Regions from separate parts of the Homo sapiens genome. Here region 2 is linked to region 1. The links are chromatin loops, found by intact Hi-C in ENCODE. Cell type or tissue: heart left ventricle. All regions are shown on one strand. Links, peaks and the distances in the headings refer to the core of each region. The heading gives the core; the rest is flanking DNA.

What was found. A loop is a pair of places that touch in the nucleus more often than their neighbours do. Peaks named below come from ENCODE experiments on the same cell type or tissue, not always from the same donor. Only the 100,000 strongest peaks of a DNase experiment are listed, where the experiment ranks them.
Region 2: it touches region 1 in a loop (2.2-fold over the local background); 2 of 110 quality-filtered maps call a loop at or near these places.

What each region holds. Positions count from the first base shown.
Region 1 is chr1:184,249,590-184,265,854 of GRCh38, reverse strand. No RefSeq gene overlaps it. Among named protein-coding and RNA genes, the nearest start is that of C1orf21-DT, 130 kb to the left of the region's middle. In heart left ventricle, for the core only: no CTCF peak of the experiment used is centred there; no DNase peak of the experiment used is centred there; H3K27ac peaks cover 896 bases.
Region 2 is chr1:184,354,176-184,370,440 of GRCh38, reverse strand. No RefSeq gene overlaps it. Among named protein-coding and RNA genes, the nearest start is that of C1orf21-DT, 24 kb to the left of the region's middle. RefSeq lists enhancers at 5,976-6,476, 6,477-6,977. In heart left ventricle, for the core only: no CTCF peak of the experiment used is centred there; no DNase peak of the experiment used is centred there.

The DNA.
Region 1 (16,265 bases), core at 5,234-13,233:
GTTTTTGCCTTGATACTGATGGCTGCTGACTAGTCAGGGTAGTGGCTGGTTGCTAAAGGTTGGGGTGGCTGTAGAAATGTCTTTTTTTGTTCTTTGTTTCTTTTGAGACAGGGTCTTACTCTGCTGCTCAGGCTAGTGTGCAGTGGCATGATCACAACTCACTGCAGCCTCGAACTCCTGGGCTAAAGCAATCCTCCTGCCTCAGTTTTCCAAGCAGCTGGACTACTTGGCATGTGCCACCATGCCTGAGCAATTTTTTATTTTTTGTAGAGATGAGGTTTCACTATGTTGTCCAGGCTGGAGGAGTGTCTTAAAGTAAGGCAACAATGAAGTTTGCTGCATCGATTGACTCTTCCTTTCATGAAACATTTCACTGTAGCATTTGATGTTATTTGATAGTTTTTTATCCATGGTAGAACTTCTTCCAAAATTGCAGCCAATCCTCTCAAACCCTGTCATTGCTTTATCAGTTAAGTGTATGTAATACTCTAAACTCTTTGTTGTCATTTCAACAATGTTCACAGCATCTTCACGAGGAGTAGATTCCATCTCAAGAAACCACTCTTTGCTCATCCATAAGAAGCAATTCCTCTTGCATTCAAATTTTATCATGAAGTTGCAGCAATTAAGTCACATCTTCAGGCTCCACTTGTAATTGTCATTCTTTTGCTTTTTCCGCCACATCTATAGTGATCTCCACTGAAGTCTTGAACTCTTAAACTCATCCATGAGGGTTGGAATCAACTTCTTCCAAACTTGTGTTAATGTTGACATTTTGACTTCCTCCCATGAATCACAAACACCCTTGACGGCATCTAGAACGGTAAATTTTTTTCGGAAGATTTTCAATCTACTTTGCCCAGATCCATCAGAGGAATTACTATCTATGGCAGCTATAGCCTTATTAAATTTGTTTCTTAAATAATAAAAATTGAAAGTCAAATTTACTCCTTGATTTATGGGCTATGGAATGGAAGTTGTGTTAGCAATTAAAGTAACATTAATCTCCTTGTATATCTCTCTCCATGAGAGGTCTTGGGCAACCAGGTGCATTGTCAATGAGCAGTCATAGTTTGAAAGAAATATTTTTTTTCTGAGCAGTACTCAATAGTGAGCTTAAAATATTCAGTAAACCGTGTTGTAAACAGATGTGCTGTCATACAGGCTTTCTTGTTCCATTTATAGAGCACAGGCAGAGTATATTTAGCATAAATCTTAAGGGCCCTGGAATTTTCAGAATGATACATGAGCATTTACTTAAATTTAAAGTTACTAGTGGCATTAGCCCCTAACAAGAGAGTCAGCCTGCCTTTTGAAGATTTGAAGCCAGGCATTGACTTCTTTCTAGCTATGAAAGTCCTAGATGTCATTTTCTTCCAACATAAGGTTATTTTGTCTACATTGAAAATCTGTTGTTTAGTGTAACCACCTTCATCAATTATTTTAGCTATATCTTCTGGATAACTTGCTGTAGCTTCTACATCAGCACTTGCTGCTTCATTTTACACTTTTATGTTATAGAGGCAGCTTCTTTCCTTAAACCTCATCAACCAACCTCTGCTAGCTTCCAATTGTTCTTCTGTAGCTTTCTCACCTCTTTCAGCCATTATAGAATTGAAGACAGTTAGGGACTTTGGCTTAAGAGAATGCTGTGGGTGGTTTGATCTTCTATGCAGACCACTCAAACTTGCACCACATCAGCAATAGGGCTGTTTTGCTTTCTTATCATTCATGTACTCACTGGAGTAGACTTTAAATTTCCTTCAAGACCGTTTCCTTTGCATTCACAACTTGGCCAACTGTGTGGCACAAGAGGCTTAGCTTTCAGCCTATCTTGGCTTTTGGCATGCCTTCTTCACTAAGCTTAATCATTTATAGCTTTTGATTTAAATTGAGATACGTGCAACTCCTCCTTTCACTTAAACACTTAGAGGCCATTGTAGGATTTACTAATTGGCCTAATTTCAATATGGTTTTGAGGAATAGGGAGGCCTGAGGTGAGGAAGAGAGGTGGGGGAATGGCTAATTGGTGTAAGCAGTCAGAACACACACAACATTGATTGATTAAGTTTGACATCTTATTGGGGTGCAGCTTGTGACACCCCAAAACAGCTACAGTAGTAACATCGAAGATCACTGATCACAGATCACCATAACAGATATAAAAATAATGGGGAATCTCTCTGAACCTATTCAGGTTTGGAGGCTGCCTGATAAAAATAATAATATTAATTATGAAGAAGTTTAAAAGTGTAATAATATTAATTATGCAAAATTACCAAAATGTGACACAAAAACACAAAATGAACACATGCTGTTGGAAAAATGGCATCAACAGACTTGCTTGACACAGGGTTGCAACAAACTTTTAATTTGTAAAAAAAAAAAAAAAAAAAAAACAGCAATATCTGCAAAGCGCAACAAAACAAGATATGTCAGTATTTGTGTGAATACAACTCTCAATTTGGAGTCTAGTACATCCTTTTACAGAAAGCAATAAAAACCAGACTTATAGGAACTAAAATGTAAAGAACTAAAATGTAAAGACATAAAAATAAGGCAAAATAATTAAGTTAGAATGTTTGAAGTATTAGATTGACTAAGCATCACTTCTAGTTTTGTAAGTCAACATTATTTAGAAATAATTTACATATAACAAAAGGTACAAATTTTAAGTGAAGTGTGATGAGTTTTGACAAATGCATACACTCATTTAACCACCCTCACATCAATGCATACAATATTTCTACCATTCCAAAACTTTTCTGTCCCTTTCTCCAATCTCCTCCCACCACTCTCACCCTAGGGAAGCACTGGACTGTTTAACACTATTAATTAGCTTTGGCTTTTCACATGCCATACCAAGTAGTCTGAGTATGGCGCATCACTTGTGATTTTCTTTGTGTTTACTCTGCTTGAAATTCATTATGCTTTTAGCCCTGTAAGTCAATATAAATCATCAAACCTGAGAAAATTGGGGCCATTGTTTTTATGAATTTTTTTCTCCATTTTTCTCACTTTCCTTTCTTTTTTAGGATTTCAATTACGCATGTTCTTAATATTTTATAATTTCTCTAAATCTGTCTTCAAGTTCCCTGATAATTTATTCTGTAATCTACTCTGCTATGAATCCTTATCAGTGAATTTTCATTTCAGTTATTTTATATTTTAGTCCCAGAATTTTTATCTCATTCTTTTTTTAAAAAAACAATAGAGTTTTCATATCTCCATTGAGATTCCCTATATGATCTCTCATTAAGACCATATTTTATTCTAAATCTTTGAAAATATGTATAACTGCTGCTTTAAATCTTTTGGGCCATTTTTTTCTCAATTATGGCTTACATTTTTGTATTTCTTTTTATTTTTGGCAATTTTTTACAACATATTGGACATTTTTGGTGACATATTGTAGATTATTTTGATTCTATGACCTTCCTCTGAAGAGTGTTGACTTTTGTTCTAGGAGGTAGTTTAATTACTGGCTTAGCACCTTGAACCTATGTATTAGTTTTATGGTTTGTTATGGCAGACATGTGCAAAGTGCAAAGTGTTTTCTTAGACTCTCTAACCTGGGTTGAGTCAGCTTCCAAACTCTGAAGCCTCACAGATCTCATTAAGTCTCATTTTTAGGGTTTGTTGGGGTGGGTCTATTGTAGGTCTTGCTTTAGAGTGGTCCTTCCTCCTAAAGCAGGTCCTTTTTGGTGCCTCATCTGGGTACCCAGGGTATTAACAAGGGCTCTGCACTCTAGTTAAGCCAGCACTCTAGTATCGTCCAACACTACTCCATCTCTGATACCCCTTTCTCCTCTCAATCCCCATGGTAGCCACTCTCCTGTAAACCTAGTATGGACTCATTCTAAACATGCACAGTCTAGACCTTAGCCAAGGATTCATGAAGAACCCCTACCCAGATTTTTGAGTCTCCTTTCTGTTTAGCTCTTTCCTCTCTGGTGCCCTGCCTTGCTCTAAAGATCCCAATCAGTTCAGCATCTCCAAAGTCTAAAGTTGTCCCCAGGCCAACAAATACAGTGATTGTGGGGCTCATCTCTTGAGTTTTCCTTCTCTCAAGTATTATTGCAGTTTTGTGCAGTCTATGGTCAAATGCCTAAAAAAATGTTGCCTCATATATTTTGCAGTTTTAGTGTTGTTTATGGCCAGAGGGCTAATCCCATAGTTAGTCCCTCATGGGTGAAGCCTTACCACAGATTTAAAGAGCTACCTGATGAAACCAAAGTTTCATTAGTAATGAAATCTGAGGGTTTATGGTGATATTCAGGTAACTGAGAAAGGAAGATATTATAAGCTTTTTTTTAAATGGTAGTCAAGAGATAAACCAGATGATTATGAGAACTCTAAAATGAACTTTGTAGTTTTGTCTTCCAGTGCATCTTCCTTGGGACAACCTCCCTCTCCCCACTTCACGGATTATGAATAGCTTTCAATTTCGGCGCTTTCCTAAGCACTCCTAGTCACAAATGTGGGCATGTTTGCGTAGAAGGAGTCAATCAAAATACTCCACTCTTAGACCTCAGTGATGAGTACAGAAAGGAGCATCCAAACCATGTCCATCAGCATCTTCCCTGAGCTTAACACATAGGTAATGGTAGAGAGACATTCTCTTTCTGTTGAGGTCGCTGGCTGGGAAGATATGAGCTGGATCTCTTGACAGACAGCTTGCTATCTAAAAAGACACAGTCTATAAAATAGGGGTTTGTCTTTCTTGGGCTACTCAATATCCAAACCCTCTTCCAATTTGAGATCTCTACTCTGTAGCCTTTAGCAGGAGGCAGGGTCCTGACACTCACTCTAATAATAAAAGAGATCAAACATTTTTTTTCTTTCTTTCTTTTTTTTTTTGAAACGGAGTCTCGCTCTGTCACCAGCTGGAGCGCAGTGGTGTGATCTCGGCTCACTGCACCCTCCACCTCCCAGGTTCAAGCAACTCTCTGCCTCAGCCTCCTGAGTAGCTGGGATTACAGGCACCTGCCACCATGCTGGGCTAATTTTTGTATTTTTAGTAGAGACAGGATTTCACCATCTTGGCTAGGCTGGTCTTGAACTCCTGATCTCGTGATCCACCCATCTCAGCCTCCCAAAGTGCTGGGATTACAGGTGTGAGCCATCGTGCCCAGCTAAGATAAAACATTCTTTCTCCCTACTCCTGAAAGCTGTGACTCAATCAGACTGAGTCTTGTCAATGTGACTCTCCTACCCACTATTTCAGATATTAAGGTTGTGATGTAAAACTGCAAAAATAGTGATTAACTACACAAAAATGCTGGAGTGAAAAATCCAATGACAGCAGGAAATGTTCAGTTATGGCACTTCCAGACATACTTGAAACAAGTATTCATCTGCAGTAGCATCTTAACTAGACCATTTCTGGGGCATGAACTTTGTTGTATTCACAGCTATCTAGAAACCCTTGGGTATTGCCTGTTTTATATTCCTACCTCTGAAGCATTCTAATAATCCTGTAAACTACTCGATATCCTTCTATAAATGTTTTCTTGCTTAAGTTTGTTTGGCAGACTGGTAGTTGTTATTCAAAATCTTTTTTTTCCTTCTTCCCAAATATGTGACCACACAGATATAAACCACATTTCCTGGTCTCTTTGCAGCTATATATGAATAACTATGTGAAAAAGTTTAGGATATGAGCAAAAGTAAGACATGCATCTACTTGTACTTGTTTAATTTTAACTTGAAAAGTTGTGGGACTGGGCGCAATGGCTCATACCTGTAAGCCCAACACTTTGGGAGGCCTAGGTGGGCAGATTGCTTGAGCCTAGGAGTTGGAGAACAGACTGGGCAACATGATGAAATTCTGCCTCTACAAAAAATACAAAAATTAGCCAGGCATGGTGGCGTGTGCCTATAGTCCCAGCTACGTGGGAGGCTGAGGTGGGAGGATTGCTTGTACCCAGGACATTGAGGCTGCAGTGAGTCATGATCCCACCACTGTACTCCAGCCTGGGTAACAGAACAAGACCCTGTCTCAAAAAAAAAAAAAAAAAAAAAAATATTTTGGCATTTCCCTCTTTACTCTGGTTTGAAATGCCCATATGGCTCTGATATGGCCTCCACTATACAGACAAGGTCAATGCTTTAGGAAATGACAGCATAAACAAAACAATATGTATATGCCAAAGCTTCCTCTGAATCATGTATAGGACAAAAAAACAAAGATTTAAGGGATTAGGAATACTGGAGTAGATTTAGACTGGGAACCTATACACCCACCCTTGAATTATATTCCCCAAGAGGGTCCAGATATCACCAAGCCCACCCAATACATTGGTGAGGGTTGCTCTTGCCAACATCTCTGAACAGCACTCTAGTGGCTGCACTCTGCAACCTCGCAATAGCCAGTGGTGGGGTGAGGAATGCCAAAATTGTCTTGGCTTCCATAATATCAGGATCCTGGGATGTCATAAAGTCAAATAATAGCATTTAACCAGCAGAAACAAAGTGAATGTGGCTACCATAATAGGCAGCAGGTCCAGTGGGAATAATTGAAGATTTGAACCATAGTGGTTAATTGATCACGGGGTCCCTGAACTGAAATACATGGACAGCAACTAAATCTCAATTTGATTTGTTTAACTAAAACCTTCCAGTTCTATAGAAAAAAAGCCTTTACTTGAACAAGGATGACTCTCCCATTTCCCAGACCTGAATCAGTTCACAAATCCCAGAGCATTCTGAATGATGGGCAACCTAGAAATCTTTACTGAAGTGCACGCTGTGACTCTATCTCCAAGCAGTCCCCAAAGGCATTCATGAATGTATACCAGGGCAACTGTATGATACTTCTTGGGGAGGAGGGATATTTGGAACCTGGCTGTGAACATTTATTCCCGAGGACCCAGAATGCCACTGTCATCCACTGGTCAGAGTGAGGTTCATGGGCGTAAAGTAAAAAGTGAGCCTCAAACAGATGCATCTCAGTAGTAACTGCAGACATTCTTTATGGCTGTTTACCTAGTTCCTGAGTGTGGAGTTAGAATATATTTTATCACATGTATCTGGAGAGAGCGATGCAAAGGTTCAGGGATGGTGAGAAGTCACGTACTCTGGCAACAGCAGAGTTGAGTTCAGCGGCTGTGTGCCAAATGCCTGGCAGTCAATGGTCTCATGGTGATGGAGTCTCTTCCTGTAGCTGCTCTTGCCTGTGCACTATGCTTCTCAGCCTCCTTTACTGGCTGCTTTCTTTCCAAAACTGCTTCTCTGCCTTTCCCCTCAATTCTGTATACTACTCAGGATTCTTCTCATCAAAACCCTTTCTGTTTCACTTAGCCAGATTTAGCTTCTGATTTTTGCAACCACAAACCCTGATATGCAGTATAGACTGCATATAAAATAAAACAAAGTGGATATAAGAGAAATTGAGAAGTGGACACAGAGGTTTCTGATGACACGTTTTTATCTCTTGGTTCCAGTTTTACACAAAGCATTCCCTGTTAATAAGCCAACAAGTACCACTTAAATACCTGAAGTACCCAGAATTAGGATTCTTTCATATAATACAGAAATAAATACGAATTACACATCCTCCTCTTTCTAGTTTCTTTAAAGAATTAGCAGATGAGGAATTATTAATGACAAGCCTTATTCCTCTAATAGGAGTGTGGGTCAGAGATACATCAACAAAAATGGGTGGAGTTGAAAGACTGAGTGAACGTGAACCTGAATGTTTTAACAATCTAACTAGAGAAAATAAAACTCGGCACGGACAAGAAATTACCCTATGGTCGCAAAGGAAAAAGATAAGAGAGAGGAAAGAAAGAAGGCAACACCCATCCTTCCTTTGGAGTCAGGCAGGATTCATTGTCTCTGTGGCAAAAGCATTAAAGAGCTTGCTCCTGTATTATATATATTCCCAAGAATTCTGAGAAAGAGGTAGAAAGAGCAGGAAAGAGAAGAGAAAATATGCCACCCTGAAAGTTATACACACACGTGCACACATACACACACATGACATACACACACACACACACACACCCCAGTGGAGGTACTCCACTTTTCATTTCTCTAATATTCCTAAATGATGGACCCATGTGTGAACCATTCAGTGATTTGCCACTATTTTGTGTGCTCTACAACATCGTGGCTTTTCTTGAACAGATAATCTCCCTTTATTTGGCATTCACTGCTCTTTGATTAAGCACTAAAGGGTAGCCTTACCCTATCCTTAAGGGTAGCCTCACCCTATCCTTAGGAATGGGCTTATGGGAAGATATTCTTTTCTACTCTCAGCCTGATATGGCCCTTTCTTTTCTCATTCAGGGAATTGGCCTTTCTCTGTCAGGGATTGATTCTCAACAGCACTAAAGAGCTTTAACGCCAGACTGAATGGGTGGTCTTCATGGAATGACAGCCCACTTCTGAAATTCTAGGCAAGTCAACACTGGCTTAGGGCTGATTCTACTACATAAGGATAACTAGAATCTGTATTGCCCAGGAGTAGCCTATAGATTTTCCTTTTTTCATTACAATAGTCTGTTAAATTAGTATCAAGATTTTATGAAAACCAGTTTTTGCAGAGCGCCTATTCAGTGTCCAGCATTGGAGGAGAAGGCAAGACTTAAAAAGAAACAGGCCGGGCATGGTGGCTCACACCTGTAATCCCAGCACTTTGGGAGGCCGAGGCAGGTGGATCACCTGAGGCCAGGAGTTCATGACCAGCCTAGCCAACATGGTGAAACCCCGTCTCTACTAAAAATGCAAAAATTAACTGGGTGTGGTGGCAGGCGCCTGTAATCCCAGCTACTTGGGAGGCTGAGGCAGGAGAATCACCTGAACCCAGAAGGCGGAGGTTGCACTGAGCTAAGACCATGCCACTGCACTCCAGCCTGGGTGACAGAGTCAGACTCCATCTCAAAAAAAGAAAAAAAAAGGTGTTATGGAAGATTTGGTAAAGCACACAATAGGTCTTAGCCCAGATTTCAACACCTGCAAGAATCTACTCGAAGAAGTTGTGATCCGTTACAAGCCTTGAGAAATAGGCAAGTTTGTGGTGTAGAGAGGTAGTCTGAATCTTAAAAAGAGCATTTACAAAGGTCCAGAGGCCAGAGAGAGTTGCAGCCCTGTGGAAGGCAGTTCAACATGATTGTTGCATGACAGAGGAATGGGGAAAGATGGGGCGGGAGAAACTGGCAGAACCCTTATATCTTGAAGGGCCTTGCATGCCATTCCAAGGTATATGGATTTTACCCTTAAAGCCCTTTGAAGGTTTGGGAGTAACATGGCCAAGTTTTATCTAAAGAAAAGCCATGTAGCTTGCAGTGTGGGTAATGGATGAACTGATGAGGGGTAAAACAAAGGGCAGAGCAATCCATTAGGAGATGGAAGATGACGGTGACTTGAACTAAGGCAGTGACAGAGCAGATACGGAAAAGTGAAAAAATTCTAGAGGATTAAGTAGGAACAACTGACAGAAATTGATTAAAAGTTGATATGGATGATGGGGGAGGGGTCTATGTTTCTGTTTTGAGCAAATACTTGCATGGTGGTGGGAATGTAGGAGATAGAGCTTGTTAAGAGAAGGAATGAGAAAGTGGAGAGCTCAGTCTGAGATATAAATTAGAGGAATCTCTGGACCATTCACATGAAAATGCCAGGAGGTCTCTAGGTCTTGAGCTGGAGTGACACCATCAGGGAGAGAATAAAGAGTTGGGAGTCATAGGCATACATTTGGTAACTGAAGCTACAGGAATGGACCAGACTACTTGAGGTGAGGTTTTCCAATGAAAAGAAAGTCAAATCTAGATACCAGGGGAACACTACTTTTAAGAAACATGCAGTGAGAAATGAGTAAGCCAAAGGGAAGACAGCAAGGTAAGAAGAAAATTACCACGGAGTGCCTGCCTGGGCAACAAGAGCGAAACTCCATCTCAAAAAAAAAAGAAAAGAAAAAAAGAAAAAGACTTAAAAAGAAACCAAGAAGAATCACATTTTCCCACTCTTGTCCTTAGACAAAGGATATTTAAATTTCTGTGTTTTCTAGTGTCTTCCTAGTTGGAGGAAGGAAACAAACAGCTGATTCCATAGCTGATGACTGAGCCCTTTTCAAGGACCCTGACTTGGGAAGCAGCTGTTCCTCATTCTCTGGGAAATTTACCAGCACCAATGGGAGGTGGGAGGTGGAAAACAAGTGATACTTGCTTTTCTCAGCACAAGGAGAAGGAGACCTTCCAACCCCAGGGACTTAAATCACTCACATTTCTCCTTAGTAAATCAATGAGTAGTTTAGAACTGATTCTTATTCTATATATTTTCTCTTCTTTTCAAGTCTTCACATGGCCTGGAAGAGGAGAAATACCTCCACAAAATGAAATATACAAACCACAGAAATGCTGGGGTTTAGTTTTTGAATAATATATTCCAAAAAAGACTTTATCTCTTACAAAACTGTTGTTTCTCAGAGCCACCCAAGTGATATCAATTATAAGCTTTTGAAATTGTCCTGGTAAGATTTTCCTGCACTCGAGATTGGATTGGCTCCCTGGAGCATATTCAATGCTCAGGATGCCAGGAACTGGGTTTCTTTCTAAACATTGAGCTAGGGGTTGGTAATTCCAGGGTGATCAAGACAACTAGGACTTCTCCCTATTCCTACCCGCTCCTGAACAAAGACACTAATCTTGGATATTTATCAGAAATACCTCCAGATAACACAATGCCTACAGCCCCTGCCCCAAAATAGCTGGAATTCCCCAGAACACCAGGAGGCTGGCTGTGTCAGGAGCCTTATTTCACAGACCCTTGTATGTGTGCTCCAGGCTCAGTCACAGAGCCTGAGGGGTGGGCTTCTCAAAACAGGTGGGCCTGCTGGTCAACCTCCCACAGCCCGGGCAGTCCATTAGTGATGTGGTTAAATAGATAAATCCTGGGTTTGGTATTTGACCATATCGCTCTCCTGGGACTCCTTATCCCATTAGAGAATTCCAGATGCTCATAGGCTCCTGCTTTTCTGAGCTTTGAGGCTCCCTCTCCATCCACCCTATACTCCAAATTAATCCTTCTTCCACAGAGCACACTAATTCCTCTTTAAAACATGCCTGCCTTGATCAGCAATTTTGAGCCAAATATTGACCAACTTAATGCATTATCCTTTTGTGAGAGAATTTCTGTTTTAATGAAGGGAGTGTTTTACAGAGTAGAATATAAAGACTAAGATTAAATCTAGGTTGTTTTAAAGACCAACAGAATTGGGGCCAATACAGTGTGAATGACAAGAAGACAGACCCATTCTGAACGTGTAAAAGGCCTTTCTAGCAAACTGAGATGTTCAAAAAAATGGGAAGCAGTGCTTTAAGAAGTGATAAGACGTCCATCACTCTACAGTGGGTATTTTTGTCTTGGTGAACTTTTGACTGGTTGAATTCTACAATTATGCATCAGAGTATCAGAAGTACATACCAGGCAAACTACTAGGATGCCTTTCAGAGGTCATTAAAAATGGTGTAGATATTCACTTGATCTGAAGAAGAGGGAATGGCATTGGGATTTCTAAAATTTATTCTTTTATCAGAAAAGTCTTAGTATCAGGGACTGCCTGGTACTGGATGATACAATAACGAATAACTGAAACACATCCCTGCCCTCAAAGGGCTTACAGTCATGAGGGAAAGAGACAGCAACAGGCAACTGCAATATAATTCAAGTGGAGGGTTTTTAGGATGTTGGTGGAACCTAGGCTGGAAACCTACCACAGCTGCAGCTGCAGCCGCAGCCACAGCCACATCCTCAGGGGTCGGGGAGTGAGTCAGGGAAGCTTTCCTTCAGGAGGCAGTGTCTAAGGTCAATCTGAGAGACTAGCTGGAGGAGTTAGTCTGGGGAAAAGAATAGACCCTGAACAAGAGACAGGTTATATATGTTTACTAACAGTTACTCTATTTGTGACTGGAAGGGCTTTTTCCTCATGTCTGGTAGGAAGGAAGGGAGATCTGTATTATGGGATGAGAGGCAATCCATGTTAAATAAGAGAGGTTTATTTGTCTTCTAGAGACTACTTGAAAAATACCAAAGGCCTCAGCTTAATTCCACCATGCACTCCAGGTAGAACCCCCACATATGTGGATCTACTGGGACCTTCCCAGATGGAGCCAGGAACATGTTCCACTGAGTAGGAAGGACAGAGGATAGAAAAGAAAGAGAAAGGGAGAAGGAAGCTATGGGATAGAGGGTCTCCCAGGCTTCAGCAGAAGCTGAATCCACAAGGACCAAAGAGCAACCCAAAAGGGAAAACCTGAAGGAAAAGTGTGGTTATATTCAGGACCACCCACTAGGAGGGCTTTTTTATTTCTGGTGATTTATTGTCCTTACATGACCACAGGGGGCACAACGGTGTTCTCCTTATCTATTGCTGTGCAACAAATCACCCCAAAACCTAGTGGCCCAGAACAACAATCACTCCGTTATTATCTCTCATGTTTTGGGGATGGACTGTGCTCAGCCAGGCAGCTCTTGCCCAAGATCTCTTATGTGTTGCAGTCAGATGATGGCTGGGGTGAGAGTTATCTTCACTCACTTGTCTGGCAGTTGATGCTGGCTGTCAGCTGAGACCTTAGCAGGGTCTGTCGTTTGGAACACTTACTCGTGGCCTCTTAATGTGATCTGGGTTTCCTCACAACATGGCACCTGCATAACAGAAATGAACTTTATGGGGTCCAGGTGGAAACTGTATCACTTTTTATAAACTATTTGGCAGTCACATAGCATCACTTCCACCATAGTCACAGGCCTTCCAGATTCAAGAGGGGTGAGAAAATGAACACCTTTGAGTGTGTGTGTGTGTGTGTGTGTGTGTACTTATATACACCTAAGGTATACAACATGATGCTTTGATACACATATCCATAGCAAAATGATTACTGCAGTCAAGCAAGTTAGCACATCCATCATCTCCCATAGTCACTCTGAATCTGTATATTGCTTTGGGTAGAATGCACATTTTAACAATATTAATTCTTCCAATCCATGAACATAGATTTTTCCATTTATTTGTGGCATCTTCAATTCTTTCATCAATGTTTTATAGTTTTCAGTGTGCAGATCTTTCACTTCTTCATTAAATTTATTCGTAAGTATTTTATTCTTTTTGATTTTACTATGAGATTGTCTCCTTGATTGCTTTTTCAGATAGGTTGTTATTAGTGTAAAGAAATGAAGCTGATTTTTGTATGTTGATTTTGTATCCTGCAACTTTACTGGACTCATTGATTAGTTTTAAAAGTTTTTTTATTTAGTTTTTTTTTTTTACTAAGTTCTGGGATACATGTGTAAAATGTGTAAGTTTTTTATATAGGTATTCATGTGCCATGCTGGTTTGCTGCACCTATCAACCCGTCATCTAGGTTTTAAGCCCTGCATGCATTAAGTATTTGTTCTAATGCTCTCCCTCCCCTTGTCCCCCACCCACTGACAGGCCCTGGTGTGTGATGTTCCCCTCCGTGTGTCCATATGTTCTCACTCCCACATATGAGTGAGAACATGCAGTGTTTGGTTTTCTGTTCCTGTGTTAGTTTGCTGAGAATAATGGTTTCCAGCTTCATCTATGTCCCTGCAAAGGACATGAACTCATTCTTTTTTATGGCTGCATAGTTTTTTATAAGGAGGAAAAAAGATGGACTACACATTTTTATGGAAGAAGTAGCAATGCCTTGTAGGAACTGCATGCAGGATGAAATGTATTGTGCCAATGTCTTTGGAAAATATAATCTGCCACACAGAGGGATTATATTTAGATTGAAATTACATTATAAAGTCGCAGCAGAATTGTAGCATGGACCCTGGTATTAACTGCTACCTCCCCATCGGTAGGGCAGGTGTGCCTGGGATAGGATGTCTTTCTTGACTCTGTCCTTCTTCTTTTGTCAATCAGGGGCTTCCCATCTTCTCTCTTCCTGTTGCTGCCTTTTAATTCTGCCTTAGTCTATGGTAGAGTCACTTCTGGAGTAGTGTGAGGAGCACTGTATCTTTAGATTGAAAGACCTGGGTTTGTTTCCTGTGAGGACCATTTTCCAGCTGTGTAGCTTTGGGCAATCCACTAAACTGTGCTTCAGTTTCTCTCTTTGAGAAGTTGGGGAAATAATAGTACCTCCCTGATAGGGCCATTGTGCATAGTACATAAGACATAATGCAAGGAGAACAGCTGGAACATTGTAAGCACCTTATAAATATTCCTTTTATTAGCTGACACATCAGCTGATGGATACTCTTAATGTTATTTAAATGTTTACATTTCAGTTTCTTACAGCAATGGTCTCCAAATTTTTAAATCAGGCACTTTGGTCAGAAAAATGTTTCATCCATGCACCTTCAATATGTGAATATTTGTACATAAGTAATTTTTATGCATATGGTATAGTACTGTCTAACTCACATAACATACTCCCAAGTAGCTATAAAATAGGATTAGTTAAAATACATAGAAATTCCCATATGGTATTCCATGCCATGGTAAATCTGGTATTCCCCTCCACTTTGATGACCATGCCTTAAAAACAGATCTTCTAAAGTTTTAGAGGAGTATCTGTAACCATATTCCTGTATGAGTAAGTAGCTGGAGATAGATATATAGAGAATAAAAATGAGAGAGAGAGAGAGAGAGCGCCAGAGAGAGGGAAGGGAGAGGAAGGAAGAGAAGGAAGGAGGGAGAGAAAGAGGAGAAGGAGAAAACTTTTGGTTTTCACTTTATATGGTTCTGTACTGCTTAGAAGTTTTAGAATAATAAGCATGTACTCTTCTTAACATTTTTAAAAAATGTACAATGCAGGAGTTTAGTTTGACCTCCATAATCCAGACTTCAGTCATTACATGTCTAAATACTCTATTTCTTTACCATTGAAATTGTTCCAAATGTATATGCCATGTGGAAGTCTTGGGAAGGGTAATTCTTCCCTGAACTTCACTTGGACTAAGAGAGCAACTGCTCTCTGTAACATCCTACCTTTCCAGACACTTTGGAGGTAGGAATTTATAGGCCTCTGTGGTTTGAGGAAGGAAAAAGAATTTATTCTGCACAGAGTTTTCTCTGGAAGACTCTCCTGTTTACTGAAATGCTCTTTCCTCTACAGTTGTGTCTGTCCCTCACTGGAAAATTCTCCACTGTGAAGGAAACTCCTTTCCCTGAGCATGTACTTGGCCGAGCTGGTGGGTTTTGTTGGGTTGGTTTGTCATTTTTTTTATGCACATGGAACATGAGTGACAGAAACATGCATATCAGCTCCTTTACTTTCAGACCTACTTTTTGGACCTATACGTGCACTGTAGTTATTGGAAAATATGGTGTCATGTGTCTGAGTAACCTTACTGGTGAGATGAAAAAGTGTTCATGTAACCTACATGCACTGCCAGACCAGCATTTTATCCTGAATGTGATGACCACCACTATGTTTATTTATAAAGTCCTTGTCAAATGATGGAAAAATTATGGTATCTTCATGGCTACATCCTTTGAGTTGGTGCTATCATCACTGTGATGGAATGAAATCCCTTTTAGTTCATGGTAGTGAAGGAATAAATCCATGTGATTCTTCCCTCATTAAAAGGATAAAATAACTGACATCCCGTATTTCTGTATAGATGTGCTACCTCTTTATTTTTATTAGTTGTTGATGTAAACATTCTATAGTGGAACTTACTATTAATAGATAGGACTCGCTTTAGGCTTTGCCGCTCAAAAATACTTCCCCATAACTTCTATTTATAGATTAATTTGAGTTTGGCTATTTTAAAATACAAATGCCATGCTGGGTGGTAGTCCCATTTACCTTTTAGTAGAAATTATTTAGTTAAATAATATGCAGTTTATAGTCTGTCGGCTCCATAGATCTATTATTCACCCTTCCCCACCTGCTTCATGCCCTACGATGCTGACTTTCTTTGGCTACATCAACTCTGCTCCTTTGCCTTCTGCCTTGTGCAGGTTTGGCCAATCGACAGCACTGGAAGGAGATCAAAGGGTAGAAGGAGAGATTCAGGTATCTGTTCCCCTGGTCACTTCCCTGCTGGGCTATGGCTTGGCACTGGCTGGGATCCTTTACCTAAGGCACAGCCATCACCTGGTCCTGCTAACTGCTTCCCCCAATCCCTGACCCTTCCTGCTGTCATTGTCTTTCGGGTGCTTCATTATCCCTCATGGATTTCCTTTCCCCTGCCCACATTTTTGCAATTGTCTCTTCAGCAAATGTTCTCCAATAATTCCTTTTGAGCATGCCATTTGTTTCCTGATAGAACCCAGACAAATAGAGTAG
Region 2 (16,265 bases), core at 3,246-11,245, 110 kb before region 1:
TCGAAGTAGTTTCCAAACACGTCCTCCCTCTGTTCCTTTTTCCTCTACACTGTCACCAGAATCTTGTTGATTTTACCTCCTAAATAGGCTTCCTTTCCATTCCTTCTCTGTTTCAGCTCAGACTTTACCATTTCTTGCCTGGTAATCTAACCTGTCTCTCTACCTCTTGGCCTTGCCCCATTCAAACCCAACTTCCAACACACCAATTAAAAATATCAATTATTGGCTTAAATTATTTACTGACCTTTTGTACATCAAAGGACACTGTCAACAACGTGAAAAGGCAACCCACAAAATGGGAGAAAATATTTGCAAATCATGCATCTTATAAGCAATTAAGATCCAGAATATATAAAGAAATCCTATGACTTAACAACAAAAAAGCAAACAGCCCAACTTTAAAATGGACAAAGGACTTAAATAGACATTTCTCCTAAGAAGATATACAAATGCCCAATAAACACATGAAAAAAATGCTCAACACCAACTACTCATTAGAGAAATGCAAATTCAAGCCACAATGAGATCCACTACACATCATTAGGATGGCTACTAATTCTTTATTTTTATTTTTTGAGATGAAGTCTCGCTCTGTTGCCCAGGCTGGAGTGGGAGTGTAGCGGCACAATCTCCACTCACTACAACTTCCCCCTCCTGGGTTCAAGCAATTCTCCTGTCTCAGCCTCCCAAGTAGCTGGTACTACAGATACATGCCACCACGTCCAGCTAATTTTTGTATTTTTAGTAGAGAAGGGGTTTCACCACATTGGTCAGGCTTGTCTCTAACTCCTGACTTCAGGTGATCCACCCACCTCAGCCTCCCAAAGTGCTGGGATTACAGGTGTGAGCAACCATGCCTGGCTCAGGATGGCTACTATTAACCACCCCCAATCCCAGAAAATAACAAGTATTGGCAAGGATATGGAGAAATTGGAACTCTTGTGCAATGCTTGTAGGAATGTAAAATGTCGCAGCTGCTGTGTAGAACAGATTGACTGTTCTTCAAAAAGTTAAATTAGAAGTACCATATAATCTATCAATCTACTTCTAGGTATATACCACAAAAACTTGAAAGATCTTATTGGCCAATCTTAGCAGCCTGGATTTTATCCTGCTGATAGTCAATAATATATTTTTTTATTGTGGTAAAATATACATAACATACAATTCACCATTTTAACTATTTTTAAGTATGCAGTTCATTGGCATTAAGTACATTCACAATGTTGTGCAACCATCACCACTATCCATTTTCATAACTTTTTCATCATTCCAAACAGAAACTCATTATTAAACATGACATCCCCACTCTTCTCTCTCCTCAGCCTCTGGTAACCACTATTTTACTTTCTGTCTCTATAAATTTGCCTACTCTAGGAACTTCTAGCTGGAATAATATAATATTTGTCTTTTGGTGTCTGGCTTAGATCACTTATTGAATGTTTTTGAGGTTTGTTCATTTGTAGCATGTGTAACAATTTCATTCTTTTTAAGGCTGAATAATATTCCATTATATACACACCAAATTTTGTTAATGCAGTAATCTGTTGGTATACATTTGGGTTGCTTCCACTCTTTGGCTAATGTGAATAGTGCTGCTACGAACATTGTTTGATTTCATTTTTGTGGGCTGGTTATCTTTTAGCTTTAAGGATATATCATGAGCACCATAATCAGTTGTCATTACTTCTACTAATAGCTTTCAGAAGAAGAAAAATACTAGAAAAAAAAAACAGAAGTAAACTTTTAATAACTTCCAGAAAATGTATGTCTTTAGATAGAAATATTTCACTCAAACCATGGAGCATACCGCTACCTAATGCTATTTCTTCACATTTATATTGCCTTGTATTACCCAATCTCTACCTTCCCAAAATAAATCGTTATATCATTACTCACTCCTGTTTTCAGTTGTTCCTACCATCACCAAATGTTAACCTTCAGCCAAAGTCATTCTTAAACACAAACTCCCAGGAAAGTCTAATACAGAAAGAGGGAATAATAAGTACAAATTTTGAATACTTGTTATTCCAGGCTCTGCCCCTCAGTGTACTACTTATGCTCCCTGCATTTGTTTGCTATGATGGCTATAACAAAGCACCAGGAACACAGTGGCTTAAACTACAGAAATTTGTGGTCTTAGAGTTCTGGAGGCTAGAAGGCCAAGATCAAGTTGTTGGTCTGGTTGGTATGGGTCCTTCTGAGGGCTGGAAAGAAGAATGTGTACCATGCCTCTCCCTTAGCTTCTGGTGGTTGGCTGATCATCTCTGGTGTTCCTTGGCTTGTAGAAACATCACTCTGACGTCTGCCTTAATCTTCACATGGTGTTCTTCTTGCATGCTTTTCTGACTCCAAATTTTCCCTTCTTATAAGGTCACCAGTTGTACTAGAGTAGGGTGAACACGCTTTTCCAGTTTGGCCTTATCTTAATGAGCTACATTGGCAATGGCCATATTTCCAAATAAGGTCACATTCTGAGGTACTGGGAGCTAGGATTCCAACATATAAATTTTGCAGGGGGCCACTATTCCACCTGTATCATCACCTCATTTCACTTTTCCAACAATCCATTGAGAAATTTGTTGTTATCCCCATTTCACAGAGGATGAAACTGAGGCTCAGTGAGGCTAAGTAAGTAACTCAAACTAGAACAATCAGTGAGTGACAAAGCTGGAATTCAAAACATGGTCTATCTGATTCCAAACCCCAGACTCTTCTCATTATATGAGCAGAACACTTTTATTTACAGTCTCTGTCTTATTTCTTCTCAGCTTAGTAAATATCTGCCAACTGATAGAGTCTGGGCCCTTTCACTGTTACAGAATGGTTTAGTTCCATTTCAAAATATTTACTGAGTGTCTGCTACTGTAAGTATTTCAGGCACTGGGGTTCAAAGATGACTTGAAACATGGACCAGGCTTCAAGGTACTTAAAATTTAATGGAAGAAACAGACATATAAGTAAGTCACTGTTTCATAAGGAAACATTAAGTAAGTGTTAGGTAGAGATTCAAGCCACTCTGCTGTGGAGGGATTAATATAAATCATTGGGATTCAGCCAATAACTTTTATATTCTCGCATGGATGACCAGGGACACCAGGGACCGCAGGGAGCACATTAAATACACGTTTCCCTTGCTATCACATGCTCTCCTCCTTCATGGGACGATTGCAGAAGTGCTGTCCACTGAGAATTAATTTCCGAAGCAGAATTAGCTTCAGAGAAGCCCGGTCTCAGCGTGACGCTTCTTTTTCTCCGTTGAGGTCATTCAATCTCTCTCAATGTGTAGGATCTGATTCTTGCAACATTTAATCTTAGCGTGAATCATCCTCCCTTCTCTGAGACAGATAATGAAGTTTCCACAAGAAAGCAGGAGGACATTTCCTTCTGTGGCCACGCTCACCCTGACTGTCACAAATCTGCCCTTCTCTGGGCAGGGAGATAGTGGGGGGAAGGCACACAGGAAAGCGAACAAAGCCAATTCTTTTCTTTACCCTAGCTACCAAAGTCAGTCTGCTGGATAAAATATTTCCGAAGACGGTACTTCTTCAAGCAATGCTATATACAGTCTTATGCCTTTGAAGTTCCAATAAACTAGCTACTATAGAGCTAACATAACTACACGACCCTCTCAAAATGCACACACCAGTGCACCAGAGTCTTGTAACCAACAGTGATGGAATTCCTTGGGCTTCAAAGAAAAATCTTCTTGCAGGCATGAAACTATCTGTTTAAAAAATATTCACAGGGGCCAGGCGCGGTGGCTCACACCTGTAATCCCAGCACTTTGGGAGGCCCAGGCGGGTGGATCACAAGGTCAGGAGATTGAGACCATCCTGGCTAACATAGTGAAACCCCGTCTCTACTAAAAATACAAACAAATTAGCTGGGATCGGTGGCGGGCACCTATAGTCCCAGCTACTTGGGAGGCTGAGGCAGGAGAATGGCGTGAATCCGGGAGGCGGAGCTTGCAATGAGCCTAGATTGCACCACTGCACTCCAGCCCGGGCGACAGAGCAAGACTCAGTCTCAAAAAATAAAATAAAATAAAATAAAAAATAAAAAAATTCACAGGATCAGATCATTTAGATTCCAAAACTTCCAGAGAGAGCAAGCATGAGAATCAGAGGAAGAGCAAGGAAGGAGGACACTTCATTCTTAAAAAGGGTGGTATGATACTTTTTACTCTTTGGTTTTAACTAGATGTGGCAGAAAAAGGCTAGTTAGTATTTCAGTTTCTATCTCAAAAATGGAACCACACAGATCTTCAAGTTCTCCAAATCCTCCTTGACATTCTAATTGTAACTAGAGTTCACTCATGCATTCATATAACAAACATTTGTTAAATGCCTATTATATGTGAAGCACTGGGCATATTATAGAGAAGCTTTTGGGGAGCTCAGACTGCTGGCGATGGAGATGACAATGTCAATGTCAACAACAACAAACAGATAATTAAAATGCCAGCACCTGAATGATAAAGACTTCTCTTCATTGTTTCGGTGTCTGATGTGGCTAGGACTACCATTCTGTTTTAGGCTGATGCAATAATGTCAGAACTAAAAGCTCAGTCAGGTCTTCATGAATGAGTGGTAGCTACAAAGTACTCAGTGAGACTAAGCCTTGTGGTGGAGACAAGCTGCTATGTCAGTATGGGAGAAAACTAGGAAAGGAATGAGCAAAAAAAAAAAAATCTTTCTCCCAACAGAAAAATCCCAGTACTAATGTGTATTTTCTTGGAGTAATCAGATACTATAATATGAGATATAAGGTTCTTCTAGAGTTGGTTATGGGGCTAACAGACGTATTAGTTAAGATGCTTTTGTTTCACTCTGTTGCCCAGGTGGGAGTGCAGGGGTGCGATCACAGCTCAATGTACCCTTCACCTCCCAGACTCAAGTAATCCTCCCACCTCAGCCTCCCAAGTGGATAAGACTATGGGCGCAAACCACCATGCCTTGCTAATTTTTATATTTTTTGCAGAGAGGGGGTTTCACCATGTTGCCCAGGCTGGTCTTGAACTCCTGAGCTCAAGTGATCCACCCACCTCAGCCTCCCCAAATGCTGGGACTACAGGTGTGAGCCACCTTGCCTGGCTAGTTAGGATGCTTTTGACTGTAAGAACAGAAAATCCACCAGAAGTGGCTTAGACAATAAGGGCATTTATTACCTCACATAACAATAAAGTCTTGAAGTCAGGTGATTTTGGGGTTTTAAATTCAGCTCAGAGTTCACTGGGGATCCAGATTCTTCCCATCTGTGATGGCTAATTTTTTGTGTCAACTTGACTGGGTAAGGAATACCCAGGTAGGTGACTAAACATTATTTTTGGGTGTGTTTGTGAGAGTGTTTCTGGAAGAGATGAGCATTTGAATCAGTGCACTAAGTAAAGAAGATCTGCCCTCACCATTGTGGGCAAGTATCATCCAATCCACTGAATGCCCACTGAATAGCAGAGTGAATTCTCTCCCTGTCTGTTTCTTTTTGAGATGGAGCCTCACTCTGTCACCCAGGCTGGAGTGCAGTGGCACAATCTTGGCTTACTACAGCCTCCACCTCCCGGGTTCAAGTGATTCTCCTGCCCTAGCCTCCCAAGTAGCTGGGATTATAGGCATGCACCACCACCTCTGGCTAATTTTTTTTTTTTTTTTTTTTTTTTGGTACAGACGGGATTTCACCATGTTGGCCAGGCTGGTCTTGAACTCTTGACATCAAGTGATCCGCCTACCTTGGCCTCCCAAAGTGCTGGGATTACAGGCATGAGCCACCATGCCCAGCCTCTCCCTGTCTCCTTGATCTGAGACATCCATTTTCTCCCACCCTTGGACATCACAGCTCTTGGTTCTGGGGCCTTCTGACTCTGGGACTTACACTAGCTCCACCTCCCACTGTCCCTCCCTTGACCTTGAGAACACTCCGGGTTCTCAGGCTTTTGGCCTCGGAGTGGGAGTTACATCACCAGGAGTCAATTTCCTGGTTCTCCAGCTTGCCGTTGGCAGATCTTGGAACTTGTAGGCCTCTATAATTGTGTGAGCCAAGTTTCATTATATGTCTCCTCTTACATCTCTCTATATTTCTCTCTATATATGTTTCTCTGGAGAACCTAATAAACCATCTTTCTATTACACCATCCTCATTGTGTTAGCTTTTGGCTCCAGGCATATTCACTCATGGTTTCAAGGTGGCTACAGCAGCCCTGAGCATCATATCCACACAAAAGTATCCAATGGCCTAAGAAGAAACATCTTTATATTTCTTTTGAACAGCAAACAGAACTTTCCAGAAGCTCCTCCCGCAGAGTCCTCTATGCAAACACTAATGAAGCCACCACCTTGCTGAGAAGACTTGCCCTCGATCCCTCCTGCTCACACGATCAATCGTGCCTTACTCACGAAGCCTCAGGGCTGCATGGTGCCAAGCTCGGGCACTCATCTGCCTGCCTGTCCCAGGCCTGTGGGCTGTGTGTCACCTGTGCTAAGGCCCTGGGCTCAGAGAGCTTCCATCCGAGCTGGAAGCAACACTGCAGAGAAGCTAAATAGCCCACCCCAGCCTCTGCCGGGGACCCAGGAGGAAGCAGTAACGGCGAGGTGTGCAGCCACGGGGGCTGGTGAGGTAAGAGCACCCCCATATCCAGGTGAGGACAAAGTCATCCATGGGACATGTAGCTCTAGAATAAGGCTATTTGCACCAGGAGTTTTCAAGCCATTTTGCTTCAGAGCTCGTTTTGCAGCAGCAAACTCCAGGCCAGAGCCCAGACCTCAGCTGTACTGTGTTCTGTGTGCAGGGAAGCCCATGAACTTTGACAGCTATGGAGACATACATGTCCCTGCTGTGATCCTGAAGACCTTCCTGTGAGAGCTGTCCCAACTGCTGCCCATCTTTGAGGCCTGCAGACTTCCCCTTGCAGAAGTCCCCCTGCAGACTTCCTGTCAAAACAAGAAGTATCATTGGCCAGAATTGTGGGTCGCATGCTTATTCCTAAACCAATGACTGGAAAGGAAATGGAATTATCATGATTTGTCCAACCACTGAGATTCAACCCCTGGGGCTGGGGAGAAGGCCAGCCTCCCCTGAAGAATTTGGCTGTTTGATTCCTGAACAAATGGGAATACCTATAACAAGAAAACGGGGCAGTAGTTGATGGTAGAGGGAATGGATGTAAGGTGGGCAACTAGAGGGTCTGCCACAGCAGAGGTACAAGGCAGAAGCACTTCCATGCAAAGAGCAACTCCAGCTACGGGATCCTTCTCTGATGACCACTGGGCTTGACCTTGCTTCACAGATGAGCTTCTCTTACAGGAATGAGTTTTGCTGATCTTTAAGATAGCTTCTGAGGACACTCTGTGCTGTATATTCTGCTTGTTCATATTACACCACCTTGACCTGAAGCCAAATTATGCATAAGAGTTATAAAATGGTTTATGGCTAGGCAGGCAAGCTGATGTCATTTGTCAAATGTGGCACTCTAGAATTATCCTACCAGTATAAAACCATACAAAGGCTTTTCCACAGAATATTTATAGGAAAAATGTGCTTTTGCAACAAGAATGAATCACCCTACAACTTACTCCATTTGGAATAATGAAATAAGGAACCAGCCTGTTGGGCAATGGTGAGGGGAGTAAGAAAATGGTAACCAGTGAAGATGTCTTTCAGGTTTAACCTCAGTGAACAAATTTGGGTGGTGCTTCTTGAGTTGGTCCTTCCTTGTAAAACGGAAATTATAAGCTTCTTCGAAACGGAGAAGTTTGATTTCCCATATGCAAACTACTCAGAAGTAGATGGGACCATATAAATACGCTTCAAGAAAATATTTCCAGGATACCTAACTTGGTGCTTTATATGTAGTACTGTATAGTCATCCTTTGATTAATTGATTGTCGTGGAATTCCTTCAAGAAATTATCAAAACAAGAAGATTCTCAAGTATTGCATACCTTGGCAATATTATTAGCACTAAATCTTTCTTTGCAGATACAAAAACTATCTCTCAGATTTATACCAGTGGTTTTCAGCTATGGCTGCCCATTGAATCACCTGCAGGACTTTAAACAAAGGATGCCTAGTCCCGCCCCCAGAGTTTCTGATTTGATATAGGGTAAAGCCTGGGTATTGAAATGTTTTAAAGGTGATTTTAATATGCAACCGCTGTTGAATGCCTGCATCAGAATCACCCAGAAGGCTTATTACTATACGGATTACTGGGCCCAACTTGAGAATTTCTGATTCAGTAGGTTTGGGATGGGGCCCGAGAATTTGCATCTTTGAACAAATTCCCAAAAGACGTTGATGCTGCTGGTTAGGGGACTACACTTTGAGAACCACTGATCTACAGCGGGGTTCAGCAAACTGCAGGTTGTGGGTCCAGTCTGGCTAGAGGCTTTTGTATAGCCCATGAGCTCAGAATGATTTTACATTTTAAAACGTAAAGAAGGCAAAAAAAGGTAAAGGTGTAAAGAAACAAAACCAAAACAACAACAATAGCAAAAACAAAGAAGAATATACAACAGATACCCTGCAGCCCACAAAGCCTAAAGTATTGACTATCTGGGCTTTTACAAAAAATGTTTGCTTGAGCCCTGCTCTAAAGGATCATGAGTTCTCATGGAAGAAAAGTAAGATTCTTAAGGAGAAGGGAAAAGCTTTGGTGGGAAAATTTGTTTTGGTAGGCATGGGGGAAACTCTAAACCCAGCTGTGAGATTTTTAACCCCCTACTATGTGCCAGGGGAGTGGCATAATTTCATTTAATCTTGACAACAATACAGTTAGTATCACTCCCTCTTTTATGGATCAGAAAATGGAGGCTCAAGAGATATTAACTTGCTAGTATATAAAGTTACTAAAGTCATAGAACTATTGAGGTAGGAGATGAGACACGACTCTGGAGGTTGGGCTCAGACACCAGACCAAATTGAGGACTAGCTAAAACAGGGAAAGGGTAGAAACAGCTTTCCATAGGACATGCCCTCCAGTGTGCCATGTCAGTTTACCATTGCCATGCAACACATCAGAGTTACCTCCCCTTTCCATGGCAACAACCTCACCACCTGAAAGTTACCACCCTTTTCCTAAAACTTTCTGCATAATCTGCCCCTTAATTTGCATGTAATTAAAAGTGGGTATAAATATAACTACAAAACAGCCTCTGAGCTGCTCCTCTCCACACACTGCCTATAGGATAGCCTGCTCTGCAGGAGGAGTCCCGGAGCTGTAATACTGTCACCTCCATAAAGCTGATTTGTTCTACCACTGGCTCACTCTGAAAAGAGGGGAACAACACCACTGAGGCCTTTCTGAGAGTGGAAGGTGGAAGGAGGGAGAGGATCAGGAAAAATAACTAATGAGTAGTAGGCTTAATACCTGGGTGACAAAATAATCTGTACAACAAACCCCATGACACAAGTTTATCCATGTAACAAACCTGCACTTGTACCCCTGAACTTAAAAGTTAGAAAGCAGTTCTTTTCTGAGCAAAGCCAAGAACCCTTTGGGGCTAAGCTCCAATTTGGGGCTCACCTGCCCTACACTACTATGAAAAAGCTTTCTACTAATCACACTATGTCCTAGAAGAAGCTTATATTTCTGTATAGAAGTGGTTGTAACTCCCAGAGTGAGTCTAAAAATATAGTAAGCATCTAAAAACATCCTTTTCCCCAGTGGTTCAATTCAATTTATTATTGACTGTATTTCAGGCATGTGCTAGGCACTCATGCCACAAAAATATATGAAATATTGTTCTGACCTTCAAGGAACTTACAGGATAGTGAAAGAAACAGACATGGGAAGAAGCTTATCAAAGTCGGTTGGGGCTCAAAGGAGGGCATCAAGGTGGGCAAGGTTTCACAGACCAGAGGGCCCTTGTAGGATGCTGATTCTCTAGTTGGACAAGGCTTGGTCCTACAGAGCAAACAACACTGATGCTCCAATATAGGCAAGTCCCGGATGGAAGGATTTTACCAGTTCAAAGAGTCTCTCAGGATTCCTGTAGGATGTAGAGTTCAACCTCATCTTGGCCTCTGGCTGAACAAATAAGAGACTGGGAGATAGCAGAGAGGAGGCCCCTGCCCCACCAGCAGTTAGTGCGTGAAGTCAATGTTGGTCCAATTTCAGTGAAACAAGAAACTTTCAGTTCGATTTCATGGTTTTACATGATCATTTCCAAGCAAAGTTATTAAAAGAAAGCTTTATTTAAGTTAATGCTTAGTCTGCTGATGGACAGGGAGAGTTGTAATAGAGCATGTGATAATGATGCAAGGGTTGGGTTTCATACCACCACTTTTGGGCAGAACAATCTGAAACCACCAATTTTATAGATGTGTGATTCGCCACGCCAAGTTGAGGAAGCAGGCAGGATTCTGCATCATTCACCGATGTTAGTTCAAGAGACTAATATTTTCACATCTCATTTGAATTCATTTTTAAGGGTCAAGTTTCAGGTGAAATCACTAGACAAGAAATATCATTCAGACTGCCTAGGGCTGTGTTCTGAAGCTACAGAGGTGAGTAAAACAGAGGTTTGTGTGTAAGGAATTCACAGTTCTGTTGGAGCCTGTGGGTAGGGGGAAGGAGGAGTGGGAGGCGGGTGAACAGATTAATTCAGTACAATGCAGAAAATGCTGAGGTCAAGTCAGGACAGCACGAGAACCCAAGAGAGGCACCCTTCACCTTCCAAGGGACTTAAGGAAGGCTTCCAGGGGAGACTGCAGAGCAAAAAGTTTGCTTCTGAAATCCAGTGGTGACACGTTTAGCTATTTCTTTGGGACAGGCTATTTTTTTTTTCTTACTGTAAACCACATATCCAATCCATCAGGTCTGGCCTGACTTTTAATAATTTAGGTATAGTCCTAAGGAATTCTATCATCTATCACTGAAGTACACCTGCCCCTGGGTGAGTAAGTTGAGAACAGTTTAAGGGTACAACATAACACCAGACCACAGAATCCAGAGGATGTTCTGGGAAACAACTCAACCAGAAAAAGCTAAATGTTTACATGGAAACATTCTAGAATCTGCCATTTAGGTCAGGCATTGCATTTTAAAATTTCATATGCTGCTTTTTAAAACATGGGAGAATCATGTATGATAATTGTAGATTTGGAAAATAAGGAAAAAGTACAAAGAAGAAAAAATTATTTATATTAGTACAACCCAAAGTTAATATTTTACTATTTTGGTATATTCTAAATTTTTTCCATGTCTATATAGATACATAGGTCTTTTTAAAAAAACTTAAAAATTTTTAACAGAGACTAGTGTTTCACTAGGTTGCCCAGGCTGGTCTTGAACTCCTGGGCTCAAGTAATCCTCCTGCCTTAGCCTCCCAAAGTGCTAGGATTACAGGCATGAGCCACCACGCCTGGTGATACATAGGTTTTAAGTAAATGAAATTGTAGTGCATATATAGCTATGTATAGTTTTTTATTTAGGATTATTTCATACAAATTTTTTCATGATTTCACAGTTTCATCAACATTTCTTCCACTGAGGCCAAGGGCAGTGGCGTGTCACGCCTGTAATCCCAGCACTTTGGGAGGCCGAGGTGGGTGGATCACTTGAGGCCAGGAGTTCAAGACCAGCCTGGGCAACATGGCAAAACCCTATCTCTACAAAAAATACAAAAAATTACTCAAGTGTGGTGGTGCATGCCCGTAATTCCAGCTACTCTGGAGGCTGAGGTAGGAGGATCGCTTGAGCCTAGGAGGCGGAGGTTGCAGTGAGCAGAGATTGCCCCACTACACTGTAGCCTGGGTGATAAAGCCTGACCTTGTCTCGGAAAAAAAAAAAAAAAAATCTTCCACTACACATTTTAATTATTTGAACCTTTTACTTTCTCTTTAGAGATCTATTTTTCTTCCCAGTTTTTGGACATGGTAAATAATACATCTATTTTTCTCCCCAGTTTTTGGCCATTATAAATTATAATATAAATATGGTCTTTCCCTGTTTGACTGGGAACTTTAAAGATTTTTGGAACATATTGCCAAAATGCTTTCCAGAAAATCTATTCCCTTGCCAGTGTTAAGTATTATTATTTTTGAAATATGTAGTAAAGTGATAGATCAAACTGAGTATCTTACTCTAATTTCCATTTCCACACTACTAGTAATACTGACCGCTTAAACAAGGTTTTAAATGGCTATTGTTATTTTTTCTTCTTAAAATTGTCAGTGCCCTTTGCCAATCTTTCTATTGAGAAAATAATTTTCTTTTTGATTATATTAGTGCTTTATAAGTGAAGGTTATTAAGAAGAATATATTCTTACTTTTTCTTTGCCTTTAGTTTTTTTTACATGAAGAGGAATTTAACTTTTATGTGCCGAAAACTTTAATTTTTTTCTTAATATTTTAATGGCTCTATTTCTCAAATGTGAGAAAGATAAATATTCATCTAAATTTTATTTTAGTTTTAAAAATTATTGTTGTATTTTCTACAATTACTTCTTAAATCATTCTGGAATTTATTTTGGTTTATGGTGTAAGGTAGGATCACACACATATCATCGAGAGAAGCTCCCAAACTAAGGCAACATTCCATGACTAGAAAGTGTGTTTCATTCTCTGTAAGAATGAACAGGACCAAACATAATCTCAAGAAGCTTTTCATTTACTTGAGATGACTGAGATCAGGCTAAAATGTCATGTTTCTTTGCATTTTACTATAATTATATTGAGTCCAGGAGCTAAAACTAGTTATACTGATCTGTAAAAGCAAATCCATTATTATTCAAATGCAAATTGTCTACTAGACAAACTTGCAAAATCTGAAACACGTGGGAGAAAATAATACAAGTGTCCTTGATACTTATTCATTTGATGAATATATATTTTTTATTTTTATTTTTTGAGACAGAGTTTCACTCTTGTTGCCCAGGCTGGAGTGCAATGGTACAATCTCGGCTCACTGCAACCTCCGCCTCCCAGGTTCAAGCAATTCTCCTGCCTCAGCCTCCTGAGTAGCTGGGATTATAGGCATGCACCACCACTCCCAGCTAATTTTTTGTATTTTCAGTAGAGACGGGGTTTCTCCATGTTGGTCAGGCTGGTCTCAAACTCCCAACCTTAGGTGATTCGCCCACCTCGGCCTCCCAAAATACTGGGATTACAGGCATGAGCCACCACGCCTGGCCTGATGCATATTTATTGAGCACCTATGTCTACAAAGAACTGTACTAGATTGTGAAATTACTGGAATCACAATTTCTGTGTTTGAGGACACAGCACCACGTCTTACACTGTATGGACAAATGTTGTCAATTTAATATGTTTCATATGTTTGCAAGAAGCAATTATTTTAAAAGATAGTTGATTCAGAAATGCCTTAACATGGGACATAGCAATGTTATGAGGGAATGCAATGGCAGAAGTTTCTGGTGAACCCTCAGGACTACTTAAAAGGGAGAGAAGAATGATGTTTTGTCTTGGCTTACCCAAGAATGACACTAGTTTTTGGTATTACAGTCATTAGAAAGTTATACTATATAGTGCGTTGGCAATAATATCCCAGGCTTCAAAAATTCTACAAAATGATCACATTCCCTTTGGTATTACCCACCTATGCGTCTCAGTAGTCTAGGTTCTTTTTCTGAGATTAAATTAGAACACATTATCTGGACCCACTCTGGAACTGTCTTTATTGAATTATGCCCGAGGCTTATGCCCTTGGCATTTACTAAGGGATATTACATAGTCTTATGAATTATGAAGTTCATTGCTTCATTTGTCATAGAAATAAGGACATTGTCTAACATATCACTTGCTGTCCCTCCTGTGACAGTCTATCCAAAAACTTTTCCTTCTTTCTTTCTTCCTCCCTTCCATCCTCCCTTTCTCACTGCTTTTCTTCTTTCCTTCCTTCCTTCCTCCCTCCCTTCCTTGCTTTTTTCCTTCCTGTCTACCTTCTTTTTCTTTCTTTTTTAAGCTTCTGATGCCAGTAAACCTATATTAAGTTCTAATGACATTAGCTACACAGAACCATGCCCCTTCCCCCATCTTGATGTTCTAATTTATTTTATAATTCCTTAGTTCTAATTTATTTTCACTTGTGTTATTTTTTTTCCTAATTTTTTTGTAATTGGTCATTTGCTTTGATTCCATTTTTGCCAAACAATATTCTAATAAATTATTACTTCCTAGGTACCTTGATGTCAGGAAGAATAGCAATGGCAGAAAATGTTTCATCTTGCATGCCAGCACAGACCAATGGCAATGGATGTCTGAATCACTGGGTTAACAAGGAAAAGAATGCTGTGCTTAAGTAGCAATGTCTGCTCTGAGCATGGCAGGAGAAATTATTGGCACCTCTGTCAGATATTTGATATCTATTTCTTAAATAGAATACATACATATTCTAAGAACAAGAAAAGCATAAACAAATTAATAAATTACTTTCTGACTTCTAAACCAGTAACTTGTGAGTTTCATTAACCCACATCCATTCCCCAAAGCATGAATATACCTATGTGAAATGAAAAACCTGAGTTTTTACACCTCACATCGAAATGAGATCTTTTTCCTAAATCTTACTAGCCCTGGCCTCAGGAGTAGGTAAAATAGGCTCTAGAAGGGGAGATTTAAGGAGCCTGGTTGTGAAATCTCCCACTGTCTATTGAAGATCAGAAAGTTTGCAATTAGAGATCCATTTCTTTAGATTTTAAAAGTTAGCTCTTCATGAATCCTTTACTAAAAGAAACATAGTCCTAGATGGGTAATAATTTAGCTCTTACTGGCTAATTGGTTGACTACTAGTTAAAAGAAGATGGGAGAGTGGGGATGGGGGATAGGATGAGGATATGAACAGTCCTAAGGAGGGATGGCAGAGCCAGATTTTGCTTATTTCACAGTCTTGTCTGGGCTTCAAGCAACAAGTAAACTTACAAATGCATCATTGTTGGCCATAAATAATGAGGCATGTGGCAGTTCTCTGACAAGGCGTAGAAAGGAACATGCAGACAACCATTAATGACACAAATAAAACACCTCCTCATATGCAGATGGAGAATTCTTAATTTTTTGGTAAATAATTTGTTACTCAACTCCTCTCAAATCCAATAGACATGTTTCTGAGAAGAGCTTATTTTTTAAATAGGCAGATTAGGAAAAAAGGTACTCCCCCCTCATTCTTCATTCATTGCATTCTGTGAATCAATAAGTATTTCTCTTCTGTGCTTACAGGGTTCTAGCATGGTAGAGTGCTACACAGGAGGTGAAAGTAATGGAAGACGCAGTTCCTGCCTCTGCAGAGGTTATATCTGGGCTGGGAGATGAGTGATATGTACTTGAAACAACAGGTGAAAAATACCTGCCTGGATAAAATCAAGCATGAGGGTATTTGGTTCAGACTGCAAACACTATTGAATTCAGAGACAAGAAAGATCATAGAAGGAGAGAAATCAAAGAACATTCACTTTGAAAGGGATTACAAGAAGCCGTTTTTCCTGTCTCAGGTGTCTGTGGTAAACTGTGGCTGTTATCACCCTGGGAAATCCCTGAAATCAAGACTGTGTGATATTCCACACCTGCCCTGGACAAAATTCCACTCCAAGAATATCCTATTAACCACCTAGAGAAGGAATTCAACCATGGCCTCTTTAAAGTTTTATTTTAGATCACTCACAGGCCAGGCACAGTGGCTCAGGCCTGTAATCCAAGCACTTTGGGAGGCCGAGGTGGGCAAATCACCTGAGGTCAGGAGTTTGAGACCAGCCTGGCCAACATGGTGAAACCCCGTCTCTACTAAAAATACAAAAAATTAGCTGAGTGTGGTGGTGCATCCCTGTAATCCCAGCTACCTCGGAGGCTGAGGAAGGAGATTGCTTGAACCCAGGCGGCAGAGGTTGCAGTGAACCGAAATTGCGCCACTGCATTCCATCCTAGGTGACAGAGTGAGACTTTGACTCAAAAAAAAAAAAAGGAAGAAAGGAAGGCAGGAAGGAAGGAAGGAAAGAAAAAGAAAGAAAGAAAGAAAGAGAGAGAGAGAGAGAGAAAGAAAGAAAGAAAGAAAGAAAGAAAGAAAGAAAGAAAGAAAGAAAGAAAGAAAGAAAAAACAATTCCTATTCTTGGTGTGTAAGTTCTCTAAGGTGCTGAACCTTCACTATTCTGGTCTTCACCATTCTGAAAAAGTGTTAAGCATAAGGATATGGGTATGGGCATAGCAGGTACGGATCTCAATTCACAAAGCCATGTTCATTTTTGTTCAAATTTAGAAAACTATTGATATAATGCCATAATCTAAGATGCAGGTGACCATTAATGACAAAAATATAACA